Linked DNA regions of Homo sapiens: region 2 is linked to region 1. A link is a contact called in ENCODE Hi-C or POLR2A ChIA-PET data. All regions are on one chromosome and are shown on one strand. The core of a region is the stretch at or near the end of the contact, and the rest is flanking DNA. Distances in the headings are between cores, read along the strand shown. Region 1 holds the start of SAMD3 (sterile alpha motif domain containing 3). Region 2 has its middle 150 kb from the start of TMEM200A.

Region 1 (7,222 bases), core at 2,877-5,376:
GAGTCATGTTTTGGAACCTCAGGGAGGACCGTGCTGCTTGGAATAGGAACCACATGGTAGGCAACCACAGGAGACAGGGTCTGAAGATCGCAGAAAGGCTTAGAATGTTAAGAGTTTATAGATATGCTTAAGCTTGGGAGAGTCATTGAACTGAGAGTATGTTCCATGCTTTGGAAAGATTATTTAGGCAGCTGAGTCAAATAAATGACAGAAAAGCATTCTTTCTTGAAGCAAATTGTGTATGAGATGGAAGGGCTTAGCCTTTACTAAACATCCATATGTGCACCAGTTTTCCTTCGTTTTAGGAAACATAGATATTTATATTAATCTTTTAAACATTTAAGGAACAAAACTATTAATTTTTTTCATACATCACGGTCTGAAAGGGAGTGACATCTACAAAGCTAGCAGACAGCAAACAGGTGAAACACACCAAAAGGGGCTGTCTCTATACGTTATGCTAAACGATATGAAACAGCCATTTTTTTTAAATTACAGGGATTTATTTTTTTTTAATTTTTATTTTCATAGGTTATTGGGGAACAAGTGGTGTTTGGTTACCTGCATAAGTTCTTTAGTGGTGATTTGTGAGATTTTGGTGCACACATCACTGGAGCACACATTACTGCACCCAATTTGTAGTCTTTTATCTCTCACCCTTTTCCCCACTTTTTCCCGAGTCCTCAAAGTCCATTGTGTCATTCCTATGCCTTTTCATCCTCATAGCTTAGCTCCCACTTATGAATGAGAACATATGATATTTGGTTTTCCATTCCTGAGTCACTTCATTTAGAATAATAGTCTCCAATCTCATCCAGGTCACTGCGAATGCCATTAATTCATTCCTTTTTATGGTTGAGTAGTATTCTATCGTATATATACCACAGTTTCTTTATCCACTTGTTGATTGATGGGGTTTGGGGTTGGTTCCACATTTTTGCAATTGAGAATTGTGCTGAAACAGCCGTTTTTGCACATACAAGAATTCAAGATCAGTAATTTCCTATGGCTTAAGTTATTAAAATCTTACTTTTATAAAAATTAGTGTCTCCATTGGTTCTTTTTATCTAGCAAGACTTATCAGAGTTGTCTGTAATTCACAACACCTCCAATAAATTTGAAGGAAAAAGTGGTGAGCACAGTCATAGTAACTTAAATTTCATATGTTTACATTTTTTTCTTTTTCTATTTTTTTGAGATGGAGTCTCGCTCTGTCATCCAGACTGGAGTGCAGTGGCACTATCTCGGCTCATTGCAACCTCCACCTCCCGGATTCAAGCCATTCTTTTGCCTCAGCCTCCTGAGTAGCTGGGATTACAGACGCGTGCCACCATGCCAGGCTAATTTTTGTATATTTAGTGGAAATGGGGTTTCACCATGTTGGCCAGGTTGGTCTCGAACTGCTGAGCTTGTGATCCACCTGCCTCGGCCCCCCAGAGTGCTGGGATTACAGGTGTGAGCCACTAGCCTGGCCAATTTTTACATTTTCAAAGAAACTAAAGAGCCACTTATCTGGGAGGTTTAGTTAAATTAATGAACAAAAATAGCAATGAGCCAGAGTCCCAGAACTTTGGAACTTTTGAGTCACAAACACCCTAGTGTTTTGGCCTTTGAGTCAAACTTATGGTTTATCCCTGCTTCTGCCTCGTTGACAGCCAAAGCTTATGGTTCAGCAACACAGATTACAGTCCTGCCAGAGATGGTAACTGTGAACTGTGCTATTGAATTTTATGAAAAGCTGGATGTGTGACTGAGAAGTCTTGATAGTTTGAAGATGTCATTTCCCTCAGAATTAATTTATAAATTCCAATTAATATACATACGTGGTTATATGTTTTACTTACTATGAGGCTAGTTTTCATGTGGAAGAATAAATAGGTAAAAAGAACGAAAAATGCTTGACAAAAGGACTTGCACTTCCAGATGTTAAAAAATGTTATGCTATTAACAGCATGGTACTGGAGGAAAAGAGAACAGATATTGAAACAGAATAGAAACTTAGAAACAGAAACATTCATATGGAAGTACTGAAAATATCTTTTTTTTTTTTTGACAGTCTCGCTCTGTTGCCCAGGCTGGAGTGCAGTGGCACGATCTCGGCTCACTGCAAGCTCCGCCTCCCGGGTTCATGCCATTCTCCTGCCTCAACCTCCCGAGTAGCTGGGACTACGGGTGCCCACCACCACGCCCAGCTAATTTTTTTGTGTTTTTAGTAGAGACGGGGTTTCACTGTGTTAGCCAGGATGGTCTCGATCTCCTGACCTTGTGATCTGCCCACCTTGGCCTCCCAAAGTGCTGGGATTACAGGCATGAGCCACCACGCCCAGCCAGTGAAAAGATCTTTAAAATTGGTGACAAAGAAGGGATTAGTCAATATATTTTGTTGGGATAATGCCTCATAACACCTACACAATAAATTCCTCAGATAAGTTAAATATGTAAATATGAAAAATTAAAAAGAGTTTAAAATAATCTAAGATTACATAATAAAAATAAAATATTGATAGATTTGACTAAAAAGGAAAAACGCATGTGTACACATATATATCACAGTGGACCCTTGAACGACACAGGGGTTGGGACGCTGACTCTGCTATGCAGTTGAAAATTTGCAAGTAACTTTTGACTACCCCCAAACTTAACTACTAATAGCCTACTATTGATCAGAATCTTAACTGATAACATAGACAATTAACACATATTTTGTATGTTATATATATTATATACAGTACTGTTACAATAAAATGAGTTAGAGGAAAGAAAATGTTATTAAGCAAATAACAAGGAAGAGAAAACATTTACTATTTATTACATGGAAGTGGATCATCATAAAGATCTTCATACTCGTCGTCTTGCAGTGAGTAGGCTGAGGAGGAGGAGGAGGAAGAGGAGAGTTGGTCTTGCTGTCTCAGGGGTGGCAGAGGCAGAAGAAAATCTGCATGTAAGTGGACCTGAGAGGTTCCAACACATGTTGTTCAAGGGTCAACTCTATAATCCATAAAACCAACTAAAAAATTAATACACCAATAGAAAAAAATAGGAATAGGTAACTCTTGAACAAAATTTTAAACCAGTATCTGAAAAATCTACATTATTTGTAATAAAAATAATTAAATACCATCTTCATTTATTCCATTGGAAAAGGTGAAAATTAGCAAGAATGCAAGGTCAGTTGTTCTCTTACACACTGCTAAGGGGAGTATAAAGTGGCACAACTTGCCCTGTCATATTATTCCCATTTTATAATTGAAAGTCCTGGAGTTTACAGGGTAACTCGCCTAAGGTTCCTTTGCTTGTAAAGGTAAAAGTGATTTGAATCCAATCTATCCAACTTTAAAGGGTACTAATGCAAGCCAAAAACATTAAAAATATTTCTACATTCTGACCCCAAAATAGCATTTCTAAGAATGTGCCTAAAGACATTAACAGAAATGAACACAAAGATGTGTGCCATAGCAATGGTCCGAATAGCAAATAAATTGGACAGATAAAATTTCCAGCAATAGGAATTGGCCAATGAATTACAGTAATTTATATTTAAAATAAAATACTATGTAGTAATCAAAAATTGTATCTAGACAAATAACTATGTAGAGAGAAACAGTCATGGATATGGTTAACTGCAAATAAATTTAAAATAGTATGATTCAGATTTGTGGAAAGAATAAAATAAAAGTAGAATGAAATGCTTGGTTACACAAAGGCTGGGAAAGCATATACTAGAAGGCAGAAGTGGCAATCTCTGTTTGGAGGAATTAATGTTTTTTGTTTGTAATCTGCCACTCTTAAATTTTTCTCAATGAAAGAATTTTATCTTAATATCAGAAAAGTTAGAGTTTTATAGAGAAAAGGTAAAAAGTGATATTTACGGATTATTGCTGGAGAGGCTTTTGGTCCATCTCTTCCAGAAGAGAAGATCAAAGGAGAGAGCACCCCTCCTCCCCAGGCAAATCCGATCAGTGGATGTGGTTCTGGTTCCTTTGTTTTATCTGAAAAATGGAAGATATCACCTACAAATCTGGAATCTTGGTTTCTCTTGAAAAATCAAAAGTTCTGGTGATACTGGGTTCATATTTCTGAATGGCAGCAACTGAGCAGTGGCTGCCCCATTGAAAGACAGCAAGACTGGGAGCCTCACAGTACACAGGAAGCATAAGGTAAGTTTGAAACAGGGTGGATCTCAGACAGCTAACGTTTGCACCTCTCAAAGGAAGAAGATTCTGACAAGTGTGACAAATACCCATGTATGTACATACATGTTTACCATAATATATCTTTGGAACATTTAATTCTTCCTTAGTTACCTTTTTTAAGCTCCTAGAAGAAATAACACTAACTAGAAAAAAAATTTCCTATATCAATCTTAAGGCAGATATAATAATAATGTATTAGAATTTAGACATTGAATTCAAAGTCAAGGACTCAAAGCTTTGCATCTCAGAAGGTTCTAGTGTCTTGAGGCTTCATTTTCTTTGTAGCTACATCATTGAACTAAAATGCACAAACCTTTATTTAGCAGACATTGGCTGAATGTAATTCTCGTTACATAGCTCAGTGTGTACGTGATAGTGCAGGTGATAGCTGAACATTTTATAGCTCTGAGTAGTGGCAAGAACTTACATTATTAAAATATTACAACTATTTTTTTGGAGTTACTCATTTGTTAGAACACATGAAAGGTGACTTCTGTATCCACCTATATTGCTCAGCTGGTAGAGTCAAGCTGGGCTCTCTTGATCTGTTAACACTAAGTGCTGGTCTGACTTTGTAGGCCTCTTCAGGAAGAAGGGGATGCAAGGTAGTGGATCTTCTTAATGCAGTGTGACTCAAAGTGAAACTTGGAAACACCCTTGCAGGGCGTGCGATGGGTGTGACTCGCTTCTTCAGTACCCTGCAGCTCAAACCCCTAGAGGGAGCATGCAGACGGGCAGGTCATGGGGAGCATGGGCTCCTACCCCATGGCAGCACCTAGGGTTGAGTGTTTACAGCTCCAGAAGCCCCAGTGGGAGTGTGTTACAGTGCAGTCTTTCAGCTTAGCCATCCGCAGGTGGCTTGTGTTAATCAGCTCAATTAGATCCTCTGCCTTATCGCAAGGACAGAGGGCTTTCTGTATCCCAAGGTTCTTGCCTTAATGTACCAGAAAAATTGAATCACATGTAGGCTTGGAGAATGGGTGCACAGTTTTATTGACTGGTGGAAGTAGCTCTCAGCAGATGGATGGGATCCACAAGGGGAATGGAATGGGAAGGCGGTCTTCCCCTGGAGTCAGGCCGCTCAGTGGCCTGACTCTCCTCCAACCACCCCCAGGCAAATTCTACGTGGTCCACATCATACTGCTGTTGATGTCCTGCCAGTCTGTCAGTGTATTCTGCCAGTGTGTTCCTCTTGATGTCCAGCCGCTTGTGTCTGTGCCCGCTAGGGTCTCAGGGTTTTTATAGGCAGAGGATGGGGGTGTGGCGGGCCAGAGTGCTTTTGGAAAATGCAACATTTGGGCGTGAAAACAGGAGTGCCTGTTCTCACTTACGTCCATGGGTACAGGCCTGAGGGTGGAGCCCTAGCCAGGGACCCCATTCTTCTCTACCCAGCACTTCCCTGCCCGCCTCCCGTATCAAAAGCAAAGCACAGATGGGAGGTGTGGAGACACAAAAAGGCATAGGACCCTGTGTTTCTCATGAGTGACAAATGCTCATGCTTCTGCCAGCCCTAGGTTCATGTGAGGACGGGCCAGAATGTTCAAACTTTTGTTTATGCAAAAGCACTCTATTTATTTATTATTATTATTATTATTATTATTATTATTATTATTATTTTTGAGATGGAGTCTCCCTTTGTCACCCAGGCTGGAGTGTAATGGCACGATCTCAGCTCACTGCAACTTCCACCTCCTGGGTTTAAGCGATTCTCCTGCCTCAGCCTCCTGAGTATCTGGGACTACAGGCACGTGCCACCACGCCCAGCTAAGTTTTTGTATTTTTAGTAGAGATGGGGTTTCACTGTGTTAGCCAGGATGATCTCGATCTCCTGACCTCATGAACCGCCTGCCTCGGCCTCCTAAAGTGCTGAGATTACAGGCATGAGTCACCACGCCCAGCCCGAAGCACTCTTTTTAGAGTTGGCCCAAAAGGTAAAATTCATACCAATTGGTAGGCTATAGTCCATCATTAAATATGAGTCTGTGTGTCTGAATTTGTGTGTATGTGTGTGTGTTAGAGAGAGATAAAGAGAGACAGACAGAGACAGAGAGCAGTACTGAGCAAGAGAGTGAGTGAGCATGGGGAAGAAAGTAAGGAGGAGAGGAAAAGGTTATGTGAATGATTAACAAGTAAAAAATAATGTTACTGAAACACCAGGGGTTCAGTTTAGGTCCTGCTATTTGCTGCACAGAAAGCCAACGACTGAGACAACAAGTATTGCCAAGGAAGAAGGCTTTAATCAGGTGCTGCAGTCCAGGAAATGGGAGCTCAGTCTCAAATCCATCTTCCTGATCAACTAAAATTAGAGGTTTATATAGCGGGGAAGAAATGTTAAATATGTATGGGAAAACAAGAATGTGGAAGGAGTAAGGGAGCAATTACAATGAATGAGAGGCTGGTATCTCATTGTCTGGATCTGGTGAGTTTCAAGCTTTAAAACCAGAAGGATTAATTTCTATATTTAAGAAAAACTGTCTATGGGACTACTGGATCAGTTTCAGTAAGATAGGCATATTAGAAATAAAGACTGTAAGGATTATAATAGCACATAGCTTTCCTCTTTAGATTGTTCCAAGGTAAACTTATTTTTAAAAATCCTTACATTCCAATCTTAACTGCTGCCTACTCACTTCTACCATTCTTTGATTACATATGGGAACAAATGTGGCACACCAATATAAAGGTGAGAGTAGTTGGAAGAAGAGGAAAAATATTTATTCATATATTAGGTCATCCAAAAAGCTTAAGATATGAGAAAATTCAGTATTTCTATAACCAGGCCAAAAACTAACTTGTCATTTCAAACTCCTTGGCATTTGGAAGCTTGAAAAATGCTTGCCTGGGCACCTATTCCTGGTAAAGTGCTAAGGAGAGACGCCTAAGGAAATTGAGGGGTCAGCCTGATGTTGGCTTAATCCTGGCTCCATTGTCTTCTGATCACATCACCCTTCTTATCTAATTGATGTGATCACTTGTTGAGTTATCTCATCCAGTTATTCTCTTCCTGGTACAGTCTTCTATCCACTGTT
Region 2 (7,222 bases), core at 1,212-3,711, 290 kb after region 1:
ATAACAGTGTGAGAATGGACTAATACAGCCACTTTCTTTTGTCTTCATTATCTTTTCTTTTGTTCTTGTTTTGTTGCAAATGCCTATCTTTATTTTAAAATAATCCTTGTTATTTTATTTTAGGTATTAATGTTTTATTTTTAAATTCATTCGAGACTACTTGTTTGGATATGTTGTTGAGATGCTTTAATGAGATGCTACAAAATGCAAAAGTGCTTCCTGTTGTGCAAAGGAAATCAGTGCTCAATAAATGTTAGTTTCCTATATTAATTCTTTGTTTTCTTTCTCAGAGTTCCATCAAGGGTAAGACTGTATTTTCAGGAAAACCAGACTGGATTGAAATGTAAGGAAACTCTAATCTACTAAATTGTGTTGCAGCTGGCCTATTTGGGATGGTAATATATTAATACCATTTCTGAGGAGTACTGGAGGTCTAAAGAAAAGGGAGCTATTGAGCAAGAATTTGTCAATACTTTTCCCTTGGTATCCAGGACAGGGGCATTTTGTTTCTAGACAATTAGTAAGATTCTATAGACGGACTGACATATCCCTCATGAATATTTCTGTAGAGCTACACATTTATACATCCTATAACTGTGTCATAAAATTGCATACCTATAAAAGGAACGGAAATGAAAAAATGCAACAAGAAATAACTTCAGGGAGAGACTAGTTAGCTGTTTTTTTAAGAACGTTATGTGGAGATTTCTTGATTGTGGTGATCGGGTCATGTTAACAGAGTCTTTTTCGATTCCATTTCTATTTAAAATAGATAGGCTAACCATAGAGACCAATTCTCAAAGTATAGTACCAATTAATTCGGTTTTATAGCACAATGCAGTGCAGTAAAAAGAATCTGACACAGCAAAATCTGCCTAATTAGAATCTGGGTCAGTTCATGTAGGAGTAGATTTTCTACCCTATATTTAAGAAAAGTCTTTTTAAAACATTTTTTACAATAGGCGTATTTTATCAGATTATATGTTCATTGTAATATTCAGGCCAGTTCCTTGATAACTGCAAGTTACTACTCCCATCTGAAAGTTTCCTATAATTTCTGCTTTGGTTAATTATTTTAATAAAATATTCTTAATAAATTATTAAGATCAATAACCTAACTCAGGGAACAATCATGGAAGGAGTCTAAGTATTCATCTAGTTCAACCCTCTCATTTTATAAATGAGGAAGCAGAGGTCCAAAGAGATTAAGTAAGTTGCTTCAGGCCATAGAGCTAGTCAGTGTCAGGGGCTACACTGGAATCTATAACTCTGATTGTCCAGTACATTGATTCCACTAATAATGTGGAATGTATATTAGAATGTAAATAAAATGTTTTCCTTGTAAACCATGAAATTAGAAGAGGAACAGCTGTGAGCATTGAATGAAATGATAAATGTAAAAACAGGTAGCACATTACCAAGTACTTGTGATGTACCCAGTAAAAGTTATTCATGCTCGTATGTCTTCCCTCTAATTAGAAAAGTTATGATGATACATTCCAGATATACTCAAGATTCTGTTTGAGAAGTGCTACCAGCACTAACGAGACTAGCACCTGTGTAACATTCCAAGATCCCATACCATTTCCCACCAAATTAACTTTAATTTAATATTTAATGTTTCAGTATATTTCTTTTTGATTTCTTTATAATTACATATGTACGTATCAAAAAACATTATATTATTTTATATGCTTTAAACCCTATATAACATGCTATTATGTATTTCGACAACTGCTCTTTTTTACATTCTGCATTATGTTTAGGGGATTTATTTAGGTTGATTTAATTACTTCTAGCTTATTCATTCCTTTTCATTGCTGTACAACATTCAGGTCCATGAAGATTCACAATGTAATCACCTGATCTTCTATTAATAGTCTTTTATAGGTAGTCTGCTACTTTTTCCATACAAACAATCCTGCCATAAACATTTGTGTATGTTTCCTTGTACATATGTGCAACAATTTCTCCAGGGTATAGTATTAAGAATGTAATTGCCAAGTTGAAGATATATGCATCTTCAACTTAGCTAAATATTGCCAAACTACTGTCCAAAGTTGGTTATGCCAATATAGATTCCCACTTGCAGTGTGTAAGAGATCCTGTTGATCTACATCTCTGCCAAGTCTTGGAATTGTCAGACTGACATTTTTAGCAATCTGAAGGGTGTGAGATTACATCTTATTGTGATTTTAGTTTTCATTTCCTTAGTTAATAGTGTTAACAAATCCACTGAAAAGGAAACAAAAATGTTTTAAATTAAAGAGACTTTGTTGCAGCAAGCAGTTTGCAAACCAGGGAGATGCAGCCTTCAGTACAAAACAGAGGTACACTCCGCCAGAACAAAGACAGAAGTTGCTTTTTATAGAGAAAGTTGTCACCCAGGTTTCCGCTTGTCTGCTGTGCAAATAAGGGGTGGCTGATTATTTGTTCTGATTGGTTGATGTTAAGATTTATCACAGGTTACAGTCTAGTGGTTAGGTCCAGGTGCCAGAATCTAGTGGTTAGGTCCAGGAACTTTCTGGCAGTGTTGATTGAGGCAGTGTAAACAGGAACAGATAGCTATGAGAGTCCCAAAGTTCCCCTAGCCTGTGGTTTTTCTGAGAATGCAGGATATGTGTGTGGTCTCTAGTCAGCAAATGGATACTTGGCTGCATTTTGAATTTAAGCCCAATTAGTCGCTCAGGATCCACCTTGAAGGATTGGCTGTTTTGGAGTTGACAACAGAAAGGATAACCAACTTTTCACATTTATTGGCCTTTAGTGTTTTCTTCTTTTTTGAATTGGCCACTGGTATTTGCTGCTCATTTTTAGTGGGTTACTTACATTTATTTCATATTGAGTTTTAGAAATTTTAAAGAGTTTATGGTCTGGTAATTACTCCTTTGTGGGGCCTAATGTGTGAAAATACCCTCTGCCAATTTATGCTTTGCCTTTGAGCTGTCTATGTTGTCTTTTGTTGTGAAGAAGTTTTAAATTTTAATATTTATTTGTCTTTATATTTGGGTATTTTTAAGAACCCATTTTCCATGTTAAGGTAACAGAAGTATTCTCTGACATCTATAAATATAAAATGTTTACTTTCCATATTTCTGCCTTTGGTCCACCTGGAATTCATTTGTGAACATTGGCTGGAGTAGGACTCCAAGTTATTTACCTCCTATTAAGTTAATACATCCTATTGAGATAGAACCCAATTTTTCCAGGACTATTTCTTGATTCATTTCCCCACTGCTCTGTAATGTGATATCTATGTAATTCTGTTCCTTGATTTAATTAATTCTATTTATTTGTTTATCCCTGCCCTAATACCATGCTGTCATGATTTCTGTAGTTTTATAATTAATATCTTAATCTCTCGTAGGGCTAGTCACCCTTTATTCTAGTTATAGTGTGAATGTTGACTTCTCATATTAACACAAGCAAAAGTTTCAGACATGTTTCAGACCTCATGAAAGACTGTCAGATAACTAGTCAGTACGGGGTTGTGGCAAAAGCATGGAGTACTGACTCAGGGACCATGAGAAGTGGTGCAATATTCACAAACGCTCTGGGGTTCAGTTTCCTCATCCTTAAAAATGAATTAACATGGATTGGCTTGTAAAAGTTGCTATTTTGAGATAGTGAGGGCAGGAAGGATGATGGAAAAGAGGAAGGTTTTTACAAAACAAGGAAGTACTCCATTTTAGGGGACCTCTCTGGGTAGGTATCTATAGCTAGAGAGGGCACAAATGGGCCTCTGGAAAGGACAGACCTGGCAGATCATGTTTAAAACATCTGCAGAGAAGCGCTTTCCAATTGGAATATAGATGGCTTACCTGGTGCTTAATGAGAAAGAATAGAATGTCTCCATGGATGGGCTATAGAGTGAGCTACTTAGCTGTAACATGAAACAGAGGTACAGCTATAAGAATCTAATGGTTTTGGAGGCCATAAGTTGAATTAAATATCTATACATTCTTGTGTTTATGCAGCTGGTCCTTGAGATTTCCTTTCCCTAGGAAAATAGCCATTGTACCTCACACAGCTGACAGTGTGTGTCTTATAAAACCCGACAGTGGGAGTGCCACCTACGCAATCCAAGGAAGGGAAGCACTTTGATCTTTATGATGCGGTGGTGGAGAGTATTAATAGCAAATGTGATTCCCCAGTTAGAACTTCCATGACAAATTTTACCATATATAGAAACTCTTGACCATCTTATTTTCTTAAGGTACTAATTGGTTTCTTTATTTTAAAGCTACAGAGCCCAGACCAATGTCGATACTGTTAACACCACTTTAACAGCCAGCTCTGTATCAACTCAGGGTTCCTACTGATGAGTAGAGAAAAATGAGACAGAATTTCCAGCAATGTGTATTAAAGACAACTGAAATTTAAAAGCCATTTTTGGCCTGGCATGGTGGCTCACGCCTGTAATCCCACACTTTGGGAGGCCAAGGCAAGTGGATCACTTGAGGTCAGGAGTTGGAGACCAGTCTAGCCAACATGGTGAAACCCCATCTCTACTGAAAATACAAAAAGTAGCTGGGCGTGGTGGTGCATGCCTGTAATCCCAGCTACTTGGGAGGCTGAGGCAGGAGAATCGCTTGAACCCAGCGGGGCAGCGGTTGCAGTGAGCCGAGATCGCACTATTGCACTCCAGGCTGGGTGACAGAATGAAACTCTGTCTCAAAAATAAATAAATAAATAAAAGCCATTTTGTCCTACTTTGAGGGCCTACAAAAAGGTGTTGAAATCTTATAAATTAAAAAATAAATGAGGTCTATAAATTGCCTATAAAACACCTAACCTTTATTGTCTCACTTGTTACTTCCAACAAACCTGTGAGATAGGTTGTCTTCTTCATTTTATAGGTAAGAAAATAAGGTACAGATGAACTTGCATAAATAATCAAGTTAATAAAGCAGAGCTAGGATTTAATCCCAGGTGACTTCTTGAAAGGATGAAGTCTTGACCACTAGGTGTTGCTTCCTGTGTGAATTAAAAAGCTGTTGGGCTTTTTTTTTTTTTAACTTTGTGCAATTTTTAATGATTTTTATTCCTTTTAACATATCCAACATCCTTGTTTTTATTTCATGGCAATGGTGTTGAGTTGTGAATGTTCTAATAGAGAAGCCAGTCTAGCAGTCTGAACTCAAACTTGCCATCAATGTTCATACAGTGAGAAAGTGTTATGGTTTGGCTCTGTGTCCCCACCCAAATCTCATGTTGAATTGTAATTTCCAATGCTGGGGGCAAGATGTGGTGGGAGGTTATTGGATCATGCGGGTGGATTTCCCCCATGCTGTTCTCATGATAGTGAGTTCTCACGTACTCTGATGTTTTAAAAATATGTGACACTTCCCCCTACACTTTCTTTCTCTCCTGCCGCCACGTGAAGAAGGTACTTGCTTCCCCTTTACCCTTCCACCATGATTGTAAGTTTCCTGAGGCCTCCTCAACAATGCTTCCTGTACAGCCTGAAGAACTGTGAGTCAATTAAACCTCTTTCTTGATAAATTACCCTGTCTCAGGTAGTTCATTATAGCAGTGTGAGAACAGATTAATACAGAAAGTATCCTCAATTTTTGGTGCATTCATTTTACATTCACATAGTTCCCTGAGCTTTATTCCATAATTTCACTAACTGTTCTCTGTAGCATGTGTGGGATCCTTCTACTAGACAGGAGGCATGTTGAGGGCAAGGACTGTCATTTTCTCTGCTTTATACTCCCAGGAATTAGCCCTGTTCCTGATACATAGTAGGCACTTAATAAATGTTTGCTGAGTGAATAATGAAGGGAAACTCCACCTTAAATTCTTTTCAAATTCTTCACTTTACCAATAATATAACTGGGGCAGAAATCAGCAAAGTCGACTTACCAAAGATCTACATTTATTGTGTGGTAGACACAAGGCCCCTCGAGTCCAGAATCTATGCCTAGTGCTGTTTTCTCCATGGATAACTAAAATCTATGAGTACAAATAGGAAGAAAGAGAGAGTCTGCCTATAGAGTGAAAATTGCAGATATATTCTGTTACCTAGCGACATCATGAGAAGTGTTTCAGTTTCATCTCTCATAAAAACAAAGGACACCATTGTTAGTATCTGACTCACATCAGTGCTGTGACAACGCAAGGTGTCTCAGCACCTGGAAGAAACCAGCAGCATTAGTAAGTGTTCCCATTATAGAACCACTAATGAGGCAATTTGTTAAACCAGCATCCCCCTGCAAACCAAAATCAGACAAATGAGCTGGTACATTTGAAGGTTCAGAAAAAACAAATTCTCAGTAGAAATAGAAATGAGTCTATGCCAGGTATTTGTGACACATTAAATTCATCTGAGGCAATTATCATGACTCATCATCAAATGGAAAACCTAGGATATCCGGCCTGTTCTGCTGGAAAAAGTGGTTGTGAGGGTGCCAGCAGGTAGGATGGTTTTATTTGGGAGGACTCTCCCTTCTCCTAATCCACTGAGTAACAATGCATGACCAGTAATATTTTCAAAGGAACTGTAAGGAAATTGTATTGATACTTATGTTCTGATATGATGAATTAGCAGACGAAGTAATTTCTTAACCTGACACTCAAGTCTTCTATGATCTGATGGCCACAAGTACCTCTGTACCCCGTAATACTCATTTTACTGAGAGAATATCTGCATCTCTTTACTCATGCTGTCTCCTACCTTGCCAACCTAACCTCCTCCTGTGCATCCACCTATAAGACCCCACTCTTGGAAATACTGGGACTTACGCCCTCCTCCTACACTCAGTACTGACCTAGATTCCAGCTTCAGCAACTCTAGCAACACTGCCCTTAACCTTTTGCCTTTGGAAACTTGGCAGCATCATCTTCGAAGGATCCAAACCCAGGCTCAAGTCCAGTGAGTTTTCTCTGGTCCTGTGCCTGAGCAGCCCAGCTGGCACAGCATGGGTAGAGACCACCTGTTTCCTGTCAGCTTCCCAATCCCCCTTCAAAGTACTCAATAAATGTGTGCTGCTAGGTGATGTGACACAGAGAGGGTTTTGTCGGATAGAAGAATGCTGCCACACATCTATTTTTACTTGACTTATTTAACAGTTTGGAAGGACATGCACAATTGCTCTACACAGTATAGATCTGGCCACCCAAGAGATGGCTCAGACTCACCAGGGGACAGGGGACAGCCAGTGCTGAGGAGTGCCTGCCTTTCTGCTCCTGGCTACACTGTGTCCCAGAAAAGACATTT

Evidence for each region. A loop is a pair of places that touch in the nucleus more often than their neighbours do. ChIA-PET counts read pairs that join two places held with the same protein, here RNA polymerase II (POLR2A). Pooled maps may share reads with other maps.
Region 2: a loop to region 1 is called in a map of naive thymus-derived CD4-positive, alpha-beta T cell, with 10 times the contacts of the local background. The contact joins the enhancer-like site here to the promoter of SAMD3 in region 1. A Hi-C loop is called at or near these places in 1 of 168 maps with a recorded cell type or tissue (naive thymus-derived CD4-positive, alpha-beta T cell) and 7 of 50 pooled maps. POLR2A ChIA-PET finds 5 or more read pairs at or near these places in 1 of 52 experiments (H1).

Annotation. Positions count from the first base shown.
Region 1 is chr6:130,218,825-130,226,046 of GRCh38, forward strand. SAMD3 (sterile alpha motif domain containing 3) reads right to left here and starts at 4,127. Exons shown (of 12, transcript NM_001017373.4): 1 at 3,870-4,127. RefSeq lists an enhancer at 4,734-4,843.
Region 2 is chr6:130,511,435-130,518,656 of GRCh38, forward strand. No RefSeq gene overlaps it. Among named protein-coding and RNA genes, the nearest start is that of TMEM200A, 150 kb to the left of the region's middle. RefSeq lists enhancers at 2,553-2,702, 5,729-6,928. Within about 2 kb of position 2,462, at least 8 of the 41 ENCODE cell types and tissues checked have a DNase peak (open chromatin) inside an H3K27ac peak, as active enhancers do.